2 separate regions of the Mus musculus genome follow, and region 1 is linked to region 2. The links are chromatin contacts, found by POLR2A ChIA-PET in ENCODE. All regions are on one chromosome and are shown on one strand. Each heading gives the region's core, a stretch centred on a gene start or an enhancer-like site at or near the end of the contact. The rest is flanking DNA. Distances are from core to core; before and after follow the strand shown.

Region 1 (6,900 bases), core at 3,214-5,713, 83 kb after region 2:
AGACAGCACATACCAGGGGTCCCATCCCACATGCAGCTTCTGGTACATAGATGCTGGAGGCTGGACCTGGTCCTTTTTCTTTTGAGTTCTTGTTCCAGATGAGGCAGCCTTACACAATGGCTGCTGTGTCACAGGAAAGGGGATGGCTGCCTCCAGTGGTCCTTTGATGACTCTGGGTATTGAGGTCACCTCAAAAGCTCTGAACACCTAGAACATCTCTCACCTTAAAATTTCCTCGCTGGCATGACTGGGATCCAACGTCCTCTTCCTGTTTTCCATCCTTTAGGGGAGGCGACTTGTCCCCCTGGATCAGGTTTCTATTGGAGAGTCCTCAAATTTCCCATTGGTTAGTTCTGCTTCATGACATCTCACAGAATCCAGTGTCAGAGTGTCCTATGGACACATGGGTTCTCTGTTATTGGTGGCAGGTAGGTTGTGACTTGGGTAGGTAGGACCTGGTCTGCCCTCCATCCTGAGTGCCAAGCAGACGTCACCAGTTGATCCCAGCACTCCTGACCTCTGGATAAAGCTGTAGACTCCTGAGCAACATGGGTCCCCTTCAGCAGAGTGTCCTACTAGTCAGCATTGGCACTTGTTCGGGAGTGATTGGTGTTTCCCAAACCCGACTCCTTTCTTTGGAAGAGGGGACACTGAGACCTGCAGCGTGTAACTTACCAGGATCTGTAAGGTAAGGCAGAGAGGCACTGAAATTCATGGTTTCTGACTTGGGCTTGGTCAACCTCTTCCTGGGGTGGCGTGGGGAATAGATGCCGAGAGTCTTGAGAGGGGAGACAGAGACGCTCAGTGGTATGGGCACTTTCCGAGGTCCACAGCTGCCACATATTGAAGTTCTTTGCCTGTCTCCACAGCTCACCAGACCCACAGCCTCAGAGCAGAAGGCGACAGGGACCATAGGCGTACTTGCAGCTGGACTGGCAGCAGGAAGCCAGAGGTGGTGCTACAGGTTAGCGCTGGACCATGCCCAGCTTGGCAGCCCACAGCATTCCCTCCTCTTCTGGGCAAGCATGGCAAAGACGCATAAAACCACGAGCACCGTCTACTTGGACTTTGTCAACTGGAACCAGATGCCCAGTGAGCCATGTCTACCATGTGGTCTGCACACACCCTGGGATAGCTAACAATGCGCGTAGCCCAACACAAAAGTTTGAACTTACTCAAAATATTATGAGACTTGTTTTGTATGTGATTTTGTTGTCGTTGTTGTTACTTGACTGTACAGTTCTTGACTGTGAACTTGGAAGTGACACCGTGTTTTAGGATTGAAAATGCATTTTTGTCTTTCTTTGGGGAACATGGTTGTGCTGAGCAGCTCACATGAGGCTGAAACCCAGGACTTTCTGCCTCTGCTTCTCAAGAACATCCTGGGAGAGGAGAGGGGAGGAGACCACACATGCTTCCTGAGTGTCTCATTACAGGGATCTGGCTGAGAAATAGGACAAGCCACCAGAAAAGGCCAGGCATTCCTCTGTCCCAATGACTGCTAGACATAGGCCTTGGGACAGGTGCTGATGCTAAGTTCCTGCTCACCTACTGAGAGGAATGTAGGAAGCAGGATCTACCAAGGGTGGGGCCATCACTGAGTGCCACATGGTCACACTGGGGAAGATTAGACAAGAGTGTTTGCACTCTCCCTAGTTCTATTGTGTGCACCTTCCAGGAAAACCAGAGAGGGCAACAAAAGCAAACCAAGAGGGCAGAGCCATTGTTATAGGTAGACATCGAGATATGTAGCTTATCCATGTGGCCTGGGCCCAGAGTAAGCTTGGCTTTGTTGACAGCCCTGGCCACCCTACCCGGATCACAGACAGCCATTCACTCTGAGCCCAGGAATCAAGTATGAAGGAGGCCTTGAGATCACAGTGGTAATGGGGTACAGAGGTCCCCTGGGTGAGTGTTGTACTCAAGTACAGAAGGGAGACTAAAGATGGGCAAGCAGGCATTAATCCCCCTCACTGGGGTGTCCTTTCAATTATGAGTTCTTCTTTGAGATATTTTAGTTTTATTATTTTTAAGTGTGTGTGTGTGTCTATGCAGAGGCCAGAAAAGAGGGGCATCAGATCCTCTGGATCTGGAGTTTCAGGAGGTTGTGGGTTACCTGACCTGGGTGCTAAGAACTAAGCTTGGGTTCCCTTTGAGAGAAATACAAATGCTTAACTTCTGAGCCATCTCTCTAGCCCCATCATGGAGTATCTTGAAGGAGGATGAGTTCTGGGTCTCTCCTTGGCATTACACACGGGGAACTGAGTGCTAGGAAACAGAAGGGACTTGGCCAAAGACAGTGTGGTTTAGTGGTACAGCATGAACTAGGACTTGGAACTGGAGAGTCCCAGGTTGGGTCCTGACAAAGTGTCTTCCAGGTCTGAGGTCTAGTCTAGTAGCTGGGAGTGGCCAGCTGAAGATTTGAAAGAATAGCTATGTGGCCTTCTGGCCCAGCCTGTGGCTCCAACTAGTGCTGGGGCTGCTTTGGGGATTCTATGAAGCCAAGTCAAGGCATCTTTCCTAGTGCCCCCTCTCACACGAGACCTTTTCCTGCCACTGCTCTCCCTCCCTCCTGTTATGCTCCAAGTCTGGCTATTCAAAAGGTCTACCACCAGTGCTTGGCACTGACAGACCCCGTGTTTGGTCTGCAGCAGACTTCTGTCAATTTCTCGGGTTTTGGTTGTTTGGGCTCTAGCTTTAGAAGTTCCCAGCACCTGCATATAATGATGCACAAAATGGAGTCTGCTTGTCAGCTCAAAATTAAAAACAAACAAACAAAAAACCCAAAAAACCCAACTCACACAGCATAAGAGAAAGGACAAAAACATTCAGGTTCACTGGCCTGGCCGGCTCTCCCAACCATGGAGAAATGGTGTCAAGCAGGCTTTCTGGAAGCGGCTGTCAACAGTCCTCACTCTGACTTTGAGTTCTTACAAAATGAAGTATTTGCAAAACAAACAGCATTGAACCCCTATCATGTTGGGTGGCCCCCAAAGGTAGCACCTCAAGCAAGTCACCTGCAGGCACAGCTGTCGTCTGTCCTGATTCCTTTTGTAGTAGCTGTGCTAGAGGTAGGGGAGAGTGTGTGTGTGCAGGGCCTGGGTTGTGTCTCCAGCACAGCATAACACTGTGCACTTGCCAGGTAGAGGTGAGAGCTTACTCTTGACTACTTTGAGAGTTCTAGGACAGCACAGGGGACTTGAGACCTGAGTACCCAGGGACCCCATGAGGTAGTAAAGGGGAGGGAGTTCTGACCAATGGGGACAATGATGATCATTTTAGATCTAGAATATGAAATAGAAAAAGTGGGAGATCTTGATGAAATTCGATGACCCAAAAGAGAAACTTACAAGATGGAAGTCCCCCCTCAAAAATAAATAAATAAATAAATAAATAAAATTGCAACTCTGTTGACTGATTAGAACTTCTTGATTGTGGAAAGCTGGGATGTTACAGGGTCCAATTAACTGATAATTATTGTTATTCTCCTTAATAAATGTTGCTCACTTCTGTGCCTTACCTCATATCAATGTGATTATCGGGTAAACCTTTTGGGATGCACTAACTCAGCAGACCCCAAAGCTAAAATGTAATCAAATAGCACCTCAGACCCAAACAGAGATTTTCCCTAATTTCTCATTACCCACTGGCCTGATGGTCCCAGCAATGTATTTGTAAAATGCCTTGGGGTAGCCTTATTCTGTTACTGTACAGACTTCACAAAAGCACTTTTACATTGGAACATGTTATTTAAGGCAACCTGAACCTGTGTCCCATGTCATGGTCACTCTTTCTTGGCTCTCTCCTTCTCTTTGAGGTGAGATCCATTTTGGGTGGACAGAAGTCAGAGTCAAGTGAAGGTGGAGGCCTCTGACACTGAGCCTGGTATCACTTAGGGCCTTTGGACTTCTCGTTGTATGACCCAGCAATTACCATTTTGAAGAGGCCAATTTGTGCTGGTCTCTGCCACTAGCAACAAAAGTTCTAATGTATAACAAAGGGTGGCAGGGTTTTCTTAGGCTGGAAGCTAATCTAACCACTGCAGCCAAAGTGGAATGGCGTTCACCTCTCAGGGCTGGTTTGTTTCCATCCCTTCCTGAGGCTTGTCACTCTGGGCGAGTGAGGATGGATCAAGTCTGACGCTTACACACTCATCTACAGACGAGTAAGAGCAATCTACGGTCCTGACAAAGGGTGATTTTTTAGGAAAGCTCAGAGCTGTTAGCAGTGTCTGAAGGGGACTCAGGACCGCAGCCATTCTAGTCCTGAGGCCAAACTATAAAAAGGAGTGTGCGCAGCAGGCCGGGGATACCGTGGTGCAATAAGAGCCCATCTGGAGCCTCCCTTTGGAAGTTCCACGCTTGTCTCAGGATATTCAGAGCAAACGAAGGGACGCCTGCAAGTCTGCGCAGGCGTACTCGCAATGGGCGGAGTCCTACGGCGGGGGCGGGGCTAGGGGTGGTGCCTTCCCCCGCGCGGGCGGGGCCGAGTGGCCTTCCGCGGGTGTGGCGCCTGAAGCCACCAGCGTCTGAGTGCAGGTATCGTGGCCACCCCTAGGCCTACAAGGCAGGACACTCGGGGCGCGGCGGAGGGGCAGTGCGGCTCGTTCTCAGCTGGACGCGGGAGTAAGTCACATCCGGTAGAGGCGGGGCTCGTGGATCCCGGAAGTGCGGGCAGCGGCTGATTGCCCGCGGTAGCGGCGGCCCCGGTAGGTGAGCGCCGCTGGGGAAGGTCTCGGGCGGCGGCGGGCAGCGGCCTACCGTGCCGGGGGCGTTGCCGGCGAACTCAGAGATGGGTTTCCTGGCCGAAGCCGGCGATTGGGCGCGATGGGCGCGTGACTCCCCGCGGGCCTGCGCCCCTGCAGTGGGGTGGGAGGGATGGACGGTGGGAGGCTGTCCTCGCCGGTCGCCTCAGCCCCGCCCCCTCCCACCTATCCGCTAACGCCACGCAACCCTTCACCCTCTGTAGGAGTACCTTGTGGCCTTTGTGTCATTAAGAGCCTCTTTGCCCCTTGTACGGATTGGGAAACTGAGGCCTGTGTGTATTCTGACTTGCCCCTGCGATATAGTGGAGTTAGAGGGACTCTGGCCTTTGTCTTGCTGGCCTGTATCATTCCCCAGGTTAGCAATAGGTAAGGGTTCTTCCCCTTTCTTCTGGACCCCGACTTGAACTGTCCAGCATGGCTGAGCCATCCTTACTTCTGGGCCTTCCAGGTGTATGGTCCCAGCATGTGCCTGGTTCTGCTTTGTTTCTCCCCTCACAGCCGTTTAGGGGTGTTCTTTCACTTTTTTTTGGTGGGCCAAGACATTCCCAGAGATGTGTTTGAGTTACTGGTAGAGTGGACTATCATCAGGGTCACATTTCTTGAGTCCAGCCTATACCTTGTCAATCAGATTTGGGCTAGCCACCTTGAGCCAAGAAACTTCACGGATACCAGGGCTCCTTCATCGCTCCCTGCATATTTTCCAGGTGTCTCTACCAATAGCGTGCCACTCCACATTCAGTGACTGTCAGTCCTGCAGCTAGAAATGGTGGTGATAGAGGGACTTAGAAGGGAAAGACTCTTCTTTGCTTGGGGCCCAGGGAGGGCCCTGATCTGGGGATTGTGGAACTGAGGGCTGCTGGGTGAAATGGTGGACTCTGAAATGAGTCTTTGTTCTTGGCAGTCATAGTGCCCAGAAAAAAAAAAAAGCCTTTTTCGTAAGATTGTCTTGGAAATCTGGCCCAGTGCCTTTGTAATTTCCATTAAGTAGAAAACATGATGGAGTGCTTCAGTGGGGCTGTTTTCTGTTGCTGTTTTGCCAAGCAGTAGTTCTGATTGCTTGTGTGGCTGTCCTTGCTGGGTACTGTTTTGGGGGTGTTTTACACTGGTTACTGGATATAGAGAACACCTCTGAGTGACTGGTGACCCGTTTACAGAATTGGCTACTATCAACCAATGAGTGGCTGTTAGATTTTTTTTTTTTAACAAAGCAAATGAGTCTTTAACTCTAATACTGCCTTCCAGACGCCTCAGTTGCCCTAATATGTTGGAGCTTAAGAATTATCTGCGGTCATTCTGGTTGAAAATGCAGAGCCCCCATCTCTGGAGAGTCTTGTGATGTTAGCTGGCTGGCGCCCCAGGAGTTTGTTTTTAACACATACACTGACTGGGTGATTCCGGTCTTAATGCATATTTGTAGATTTGCTGGGCCACTGGAGCTTGAGGTGGTCACTCAAGATTCTTGTTGCCTTTTGCTTATTGCTTTGACATGTGCTAGTGTGCCATTAACAGGACTTTGAGATAAATAGACATATGACTCATTCCTGGACACTTTGGCTCGCAGTAGTGGGGTTTTTCCAGTCTGACCAATGAGGTCATTGAGGACCTGTATTAGAGCAGTTGGATTGCTGTTGTGGGTGGTGGGGGTGGGGCTGGGGGGGGTGGGTTGTGTTAGAAGTTTCCTCTTGGGATCTGGAGTTCCTGAAAGGTTCTGATCTGTCCCTACCCAGCTTGCCCTGTGACGCAGGTTTCAGTAATGGCCACAGCCTTTAGGTTGTTGTGCAGGCTTTGGCAGCATGTTCCACAAATCCCTCCCTCCATTCTCTCCTCTTTATACCTGCTTTCCCTGACTGTCTGGAAGACCTTAGATATCAAACAGGTTTGCCTTGATTGAGCTGGAGTTGACAGGTGAGGCCCTGGGGCTTAGGATGGGCTATAGAAGGGAGTCTCCACTGTGAACTTCAAGGTAACTTCAGCTAGGTAGGCCTCTTCATTGAAGACCTGTGAATATTTTAACTCCCACAGCACAGTATCTCCTCCCCAGGTTCACAAGCGGCTGAAGGAGCAGGCTAGGATTGTCACTTTATTTTTCTGCCCCATAAACAACAACTTTGCATTTAATATCTTTGTGAACAGAG
Region 2 (7,114 bases), core at 3,954-6,453:
AGACAGGCTGTGACTGGGCGTGGAGTGGCTGGGGGCTGTGGGAGGATGGAGACTGGGCCCATTGCTAACTCTGGCCCCTGCACTGATTGTCTGGTACCTCACACTAGCACTGAGGACCTCCCAGGATCCCTACTCTGCTCTGGCCAGCACCCCTTACAATGAACACAAGATACTCACCGGCATGGGCAGGCTCATGGCCTGAGCCTCCACCTGACAGAAGTGCTACCCGGCCCTTGAGGGTGTCCAGGTCAGAACGTAGGGCCACACGGTGCCCTTGCAGGAGCTGCAAGTCAGGGTTAGAGGCTACTAACCCAGCAAGGGCATCATCAGCACACCCTTCCACAGAATTCACCATCTTCTTGGAACTCTGTGGAGGAAGAGCAAGAAACAAGAGGTTCAGAGTGTGGTCAGCAGGTACCCCCATCCTGCCTGCCCAGCAACATTACAGTGCCAAATCTCCCCAGGGGTTTCATGCCAGGGGAAAGGAACTACAGAAGCCACCTAGGAATTCTAAGGATACAGTGGTACCTTGAGTTATGTCATTACCAGGTGCAGGTGTCTGTGACTTCTCAACTTTCAATGTTTTATTCAGTATTTATTTAACTAATAGACCTTTACACCATGATTTCTATGTATCACCATGATTTCTATGTATCCTGCAAAACAGCTTCAATGTAAAGCAAATGGGGGAGTTCACTAGAAAAAAAAAATGAAATTGGGGCCCTGTCAGTTTCTGTTAGAGGAGGTAGGTTTTAGATTGAGACTCCTATGATGGGTAGAGTCTGGGCAGGCCCCACACCAACCCAGTTGGTACCACAACTGGTTTTCCTGGGCTAGAGCTAGACCGTTCATGCAGGGTAGCAGGGCCCAGTGCTAGGCCCTTCATGGGAACACAGATATCATTCTTACGTGCTATGCTATGCAAGAGGGACATACATGTGTGTGGAAGCACAGAAGAAAAGGGCCTCAGTCTCCTAAAGGGGAAGTCTCTATGAAGAACAAGAAAGAGACATGTAGGCATTGGGAAGGGGGTGGGGGGTATTCGGAGCAGAAGGAAGCATAAGCCAAGGTATGGGATACAGAATAGAATAGTGGCTCCTGGAAGCATCAGAGTGACATAGTGTTGCAAGCAATATGGCCTACAGGAAGAGGTAGACAGGGGCCTCACAAGCCACAGGAAGAATCGTTCACAGGAATCGTCAGGGTCAAAGCCTCAGCTCCAGAGCCTAATAACTATCCTCAGAGCCATGTCCTCAACAGGCCAGTTAAAGAGACAACAGTAAGGAGCAGACAAAGGAGATTTATCAATTTACTTATAATTTATGTTTTATAATAATTTATCAGATTGTTCATTATTTATCAATTCATTAATATGTTCTCATTGGGAAGAGGAACAAATAAAGAGGTCCAGGGATACTCTCTCATGTCCAAAGCCATCTTCAGGGCACGGATACGAGGTTTAGGTTTAAACAGAGAGGTATGTATAACCTAGTAGTTCTAGCTGGGTGTGGTAGCACAGGCCTTAGGAGATGGAGGCTTGGGGGGCGGGGGTGGGGGAGGACTCCGGAGTTCAAGGTTAGCATCAGCTACACAGAAAGTTGGAGGCCAACCTGAGCTACAGGAGACCCATGTGTCTCAAACTGAACATAAAAACTGAAACAAGCCAGGCGTGGTGGCGCACACCTTTAATCCCAGCACTCGGGAGGCAGAGGCAGGTGGATTTCTGAGTTCGAGGCCAGCCTTGTCTACAAAGTGAGTTCTAAGACAGCCAGGGCTATACAGAGAAACACTGTCTTGAAAAAAACAAAAAAACAAACAAGCAAAAAAAAAAACAAAACAAAAAAAACCCTGAAACAAGCCAGGTTGTGGTGGTGTGTGCTTTTAATTCCAGAACTCAGGAGGCAGAAACAAAACAAAACAAACAAACAAATATAAAAAATAAAACACTGAAAAAAAAAAAAGCCTAGTCAGTTAGGGCCAAGGTGTGGTTGACTGACTCATCCCCTTCTTGCAGGCAGCTGAAACACTGTCAGAAACATGTGAAATCTCTTCCTGGCTGCTTCTCCTCGTGAGTGTCAGGGCCTCTGTCTCTCTGTCTTTACCTCCCCCAGCTTGAGATTCTTGGGAAAATTCCACTTTGTTGCAGGCATTATTTCAGCAGTCTGATAGCTAATGGGAAGGGGTGAAATGTCTCTTTAGAATGTCTGCATTCTGCCAGGGCAGTTACACGGTGAGCTATGGGCCTCCTTAGGAGAGAGGGCGTGCAAAGGCTGACCTAAACCCTGGAGAATACCTCTGGGTCCAGCTGAGTCTGTACAGCGTGTGCAGTAAGAGAGACCAGAGTCGCCGTGTGCCCAGGCTCTAGTGTCAGCAGGACACCACGCCTGAACTCAGGGAGCAAACCTCTGTTCTGGGCTCAGTTCTTCCTCTGGGAACAGTGATTTACAGAGCTTATACCAGTGTTACGGGAAAAGCTCGCTAAAAAGGTGCCATAGCCCCTTTTGTGAACAGGCTTTGAAAAGCTGGAGCTAGCTAAATAACTGTTCCGGGATGGGATGTAGCCAGCAGCCTTTGTCCTCAGGAGGCAGGAAGAGCGAGCCTCAAAGTGGATCCAGAAGAGACTGCTGGCGCCACCTAGTGATCGCAGCCTGACCCAGGTCTCCGCAAAACACACTTCCTGCCTCTTTTTTCTGAGCCTTTATGCAAAATGAAGCGCTGATGTCTTCCTGCCAGGCTTTCCTTCATTTAACAAGGGCCAAGGCCATAACACCTACTTAAGGATGACGAGAGTGGCCTAGGTCAACAGACAACAAGCAGAATAAAATGAGCTCCATTTCTTACGCACTAAGAGCCAGACCCATTTCTAAGTATGAATATGTCTAATTTAATTTCCCCAATAACCCTTTGGAGGTAAGATTAGTACAAACAGCAGAAAACTGAAGCACAACAAATGACTGTGCACAAAGTCACACAGCCAGCCAGTGCCTAGACCCTCCAGGTTCATCCCAGCCACATGCTGTTTTCCCAAGTGGCTGAAGTCACAGGCACAGGGTGGGGAAAGAGGGATCACTGAGTCTCCCTCCAAGAGATTCCCAATCATTCCTGCACCAGAGCCATGCCTGTTTCCCAGTAACACAAGGGAAAGGAAAGGCAAGAAAGGGGAGGTACAGACTAGGCCACTAGGATTCTAGTCTGATCAACACTGTGCGGCCAGGCCATGTGCTAGCAGGTCTTAGTCTGCCATACTGCAGATGAGGTTGGCGAGAGGAGAGACCCGGAGAAGTGAAGCCTTTGGCATAGTAGTAACACAGTGATGGGCACGAGGCTGAAATCGAGCCCAGATCTGTTCAAGATCAGTTTTAAAGCAAACCCCGGGGACACTGAGAGCCTCCCACATTGCAGTTCCCTGCTCTGGGAGCAGCCCACACATGCCCAGGCTGAGGAACAAGGGCCCGATCATTCCTCCAGGTTCCCTCCTTGACTAGCAAAGTGACTTATCACACAGCAAGTAACTTGTTGTTCTGATCTAAATGCGTGCCTGAGATCCTAGCCATAGGGGTTTCAGGGTGCCTCAGGTTAACCTCAGACCTGGCTTGGCCCAGTGCCCCGCCCACAGGAAAGGGAACGGGGATTAAGCTGGAGATACAAAATGAAATTCTTGTCTTCTGAACCCCAAGAGGCAGCATCGTCTCAGATGGGGACTAGAGAGAGTCCGGGTGTCCAGAGTGGGGTTCCCCATGGTCGTCCCTCTATTGTGGCTCCCACAGGACTCACCATGGTGGGAAAGTTCTGAAACAAGCTGAGCTCACACTTCTGCTCTGAGATGCCGCCGGGTGGACGGTCCTGACTGCTACCAGGTCTGAAGTAGAGACAGCAGCACCTGCAGGAGTGGAAAGGACTTGAGTTGCTGAAGGTATGGGCAGCCGATTGGCAATGTCATGCCTCCCGTGCCTGTGCCTTAAGAATTAGGGAGCTGCCTCAGACTTTGATCCAAGTCCAAACTCTAGTTCGTGGGCTAGGAATGGAGAGGAGCGTGGGGACTGACCAAAGTTCACACCCCCACTTAGCCAGAAGGCAGTGTTTGGAATCATGTCCAGCTTAAAGCTGGGAAGGAGAAAATGTACAAAGACCTTTACCTTTCTGGCTGGCCACACTAGTAGTGAGTCAGCTCTGTGATCCTATTTTACTTCTGGAACACAGACTGAAAGCTCTAGTGAGTTGTCTAAGATTGTGTTGCTGAGAGTTAGGACTTGAGCCCATGTCTAGTCTTGCTACAAAGCCTAATGTTTCCCCTTAGTCAACCAGTTTCCCAGAGTCAAGTCGAGTGCCAGCTGGGGAGGTACAAATCATCTTCAGTTCCACCTGGTTCAAACCTAGCTACACTGATCTCTGCCTCATTTGTAAAATAGGGAGTTAGCTCTCCTCCTCCGGCATTCTGGAGATGCTTCAGGACTAGGCTTCTGCTGCTCCTCCTTTGGGGTTGGGGACATGGAGGCTGTCTGATGAAGCCTGGGACCTGCATCTGCGGGGCTGATTGCACTAGTCACCTGGGTGTTTAGGCTCTTCCTGTGAAATTCCTGCGTTGTATTTGAGCTTAGAATTTGTATCGCAGTAGAGGCACTAATAGTGCTATCAAGTAATTTAGTGGAGAGTCCTTTCGTTTCTGGAGAAATTAAAAGAGGTGAGCAAACACACCCCCAGGTGATGTGTGAGGCTGGGATGATTGTTCTAAAGTCAGTTGAGGGCATTCGAGGGATCAGGAGGAGCTCGAAGAATTAAGCAAAGGAAAGCACGATTCTACTCTGGGATGTGCACAGATGGTCACCTCTTATCCCCAGTCTAGTCCTCCGCAGCCCTTCCTGTTTTAAAAGAGGGAAAACCCCGAGGACGCCTGGAGCTATGGAGGAAGGAAGGAGGCAGAATCTGAGGAAGGGGCGCGGATCTGGGCTGGGAAGCCAGCAGGCGGCCACTTAGGGCGTAGCAGACCAAAGAGGAGGCCAGTTCTGCCTGCGTACCGGTACTCTCGCTCTCATCCGGGTACTGCGACCTCTGGCGGTTAGGAGAAGGCGGGACCTCAGGGGGCGGGGCCTCGCTTGGTTGGCCGCCTCGGGCTCCGTAAGTCCTCCAAGAGGCCAGGTGAGGCCGTCCCGTGATCCTCTGCGCCTGGCCTCTCTGGCCTGCAACGTGTCTCAGGGGCGGAGGCAGCAGCCACGGAGTTGGCTGCGTGAGGGTGGGGGTTCTCAGTCTCTTCGCTCGCGCCCGTCTCTCTATCGTCGCTCTAGGCGCCCCACGGGCCAACCCAAGGCCTCAATATGTCGTACAACTACGTCGTAACGGCGCAGAAGCCTACTGCAGTGAACGGCTGTGTGACCGGTGAGATTGCCCCGGCCGGAGACCCGGGCAAGGGAGGGATCCCAGGCCTAGGGAGGCCAGCGGCCCCAGGGGCGGCGGGAGCAAAAACTTGGGCTCCGGGAATGGAAGGCGCTGGCAGTCGCGGAACGTCCCCCTTAGCTCGCGATCTCAAAGGAGCTGTTCCCACCACGCGCCTTTTGGGCAGCGGAAGCAGCTATTCTGGGTCCTTTTTTGCTCATAGGAGGTCACTTGTTATTGAGGATTGGTCCAGGCCTGATGGGACGGAGAGCGAAGTGTGAGTTGTGTGCGTGGTTGATTGAGTCTTCAAACTTGCCCCATGTGGTCAGGGGAAAGGGGAGATGATAATGGGGCAAGTTTTGAGTTCATAATTTTCCGGTGGATGTCCAGGAGGTTGAGGAATTTGAGCAATGTCTGCACCCCCCCCCCCCCGGCCCTCTCCAGACCCACCCTTTTGCCTGGGGCTGTTGTTTACTCCAGGGCGCTGCTGGAGAACAAGGTTTGGTTGGCCCGTCAGTGTGCGAGCTTTGCCTTGTTTGTGTGCGTGGCTCTTTATCGGCAGTTACATCCCAAACCAAAGAACATTCATCTTGAACTCATATTTTCAGCTACTTAAATTCGTGTATTTACGTAAATGCTAATCATTTCAGAACAAAAGTTTCTTGTTCAGAGAGAGCTACAGAGGGCTGGGTGGTGTTGGTAGATTGCTTGGGAGATAAAAGGACAACACTGAAGGCTCTGGGAAATTTTCTTCGCTTTATCTTTCTGGATGGGAACTCAAGGAAACACAGGCTTTCTCCATTAGCGTCAATTACAGTCTGCTGTTGTAATTTAGAAAGGAAAACCCAACAACCATCCGAAGAATTTTCGTGGTCATAGTTTGTTGAAGGCCAGGCTGTTGTTGCCCAGTCGACAGTACATTTTTAAAAGTCTGATTAAGACTATAGCTTTGTTGAGTGTGTGAAGCAAGACATTGAGGTGCTTCATTTGGTGAGGAGGCGAGGTCCTTAGGTAGATTTATTTAGAGGTACCTGAAAGGCCTATCCTCCAGCTTCCAAAGTTAGAGGCTCTCTTCTTTCAGGACACTTTACTTCAGCGGAAGATCTGAACCTGTTGATTGCTAAAAACACAAGATTAGAGATCTATGTGGTCACTGCGGAGGGTCTTCGGCCAGTCAAAGAGGTGGGAATGTACGGGAAGATTGCAGTCATGGAGCTCTTCAGGCCCAAGGTAAGGGACGGGCCCTGAAGGAACCCTTGGGTGCAGAGTTTAAATGGGATGGGTGAAGGCTTAAGTAGAAACTCTTTGGGAATGGCAGTCTGTAACCAGAATCCCAGAAGGAGAGAGTTATTAGGGAAGAGAACCTGAAGGAGCTTGTGGGTTAATGCCGCAGAGGTTGTAGTGTTAATCCTAGCTTCATTTCTTAGTCATCTCATGTAAAGCACCTTTGAAAGCCTTGATTTCCCCGTTTACAAATGGGCGTAACGGTGCCCTCTCCCGTAGAGTACTGTGAAGATAAAATGATTGATTTTCACAGAGTAAGCACATCCTGTTAGCTTAACAGTTTCATTACTATTAGAACAATTGTAATTCAACTGTATCCAAAACAAAAAAACCCCAAAAAACCATGAATGTTTTTGAGGACTGTTAGTAAAGATCTATTGTAGCTTTGCTTGTTATTACTACAGATTACTTTCTCTCCACATACATAGGTGAAGGAGAAACATTTCATTCTCTTCTCAAA

What was found. ChIA-PET counts read pairs that join two places held with the same protein, here RNA polymerase II (POLR2A).
Region 1: POLR2A ChIA-PET joins it to region 2 with 16 read pairs in Patski. The contact joins the promoter of Vps37c here to the promoter of Ddb1 in region 2. POLR2A ChIA-PET finds 5 or more read pairs at or near these places in 3 of 5 experiments (Patski and embryonic stem cell).

Annotation. Positions count from the first base shown.
Region 1 is chr19:10,684,272-10,691,171 of GRCm38, forward strand. Vps37c (vacuolar protein sorting 37C) reads left to right here and starts at 4,464. Exons shown (of 5, transcript NM_181403.3): 1 at 4,464-4,708. 2210404E10Rik (RIKEN cDNA 2210404E10 gene) reads left to right here and starts at 522. Exons shown (of 2, transcript NR_131163.1): 1 at 522-688; 2 at 870-1,287.
Region 2 is chr19:10,600,394-10,607,507 of GRCm38, forward strand. Ddb1 (damage specific DNA binding protein 1) reads left to right here and starts at 5,204. Exons shown (of 27, transcript NM_015735.2): 1 at 5,204-5,373; 2 at 6,452-6,600. The coding sequence starts at 5,313. It overlaps Tkfc (triokinase, FMN cyclase), which reads right to left and starts at 3,865. Exons shown (of 17, transcript NM_145496.1): 1 at 3,775-3,865; 2 at 178-367. The coding sequence starts at 3,777.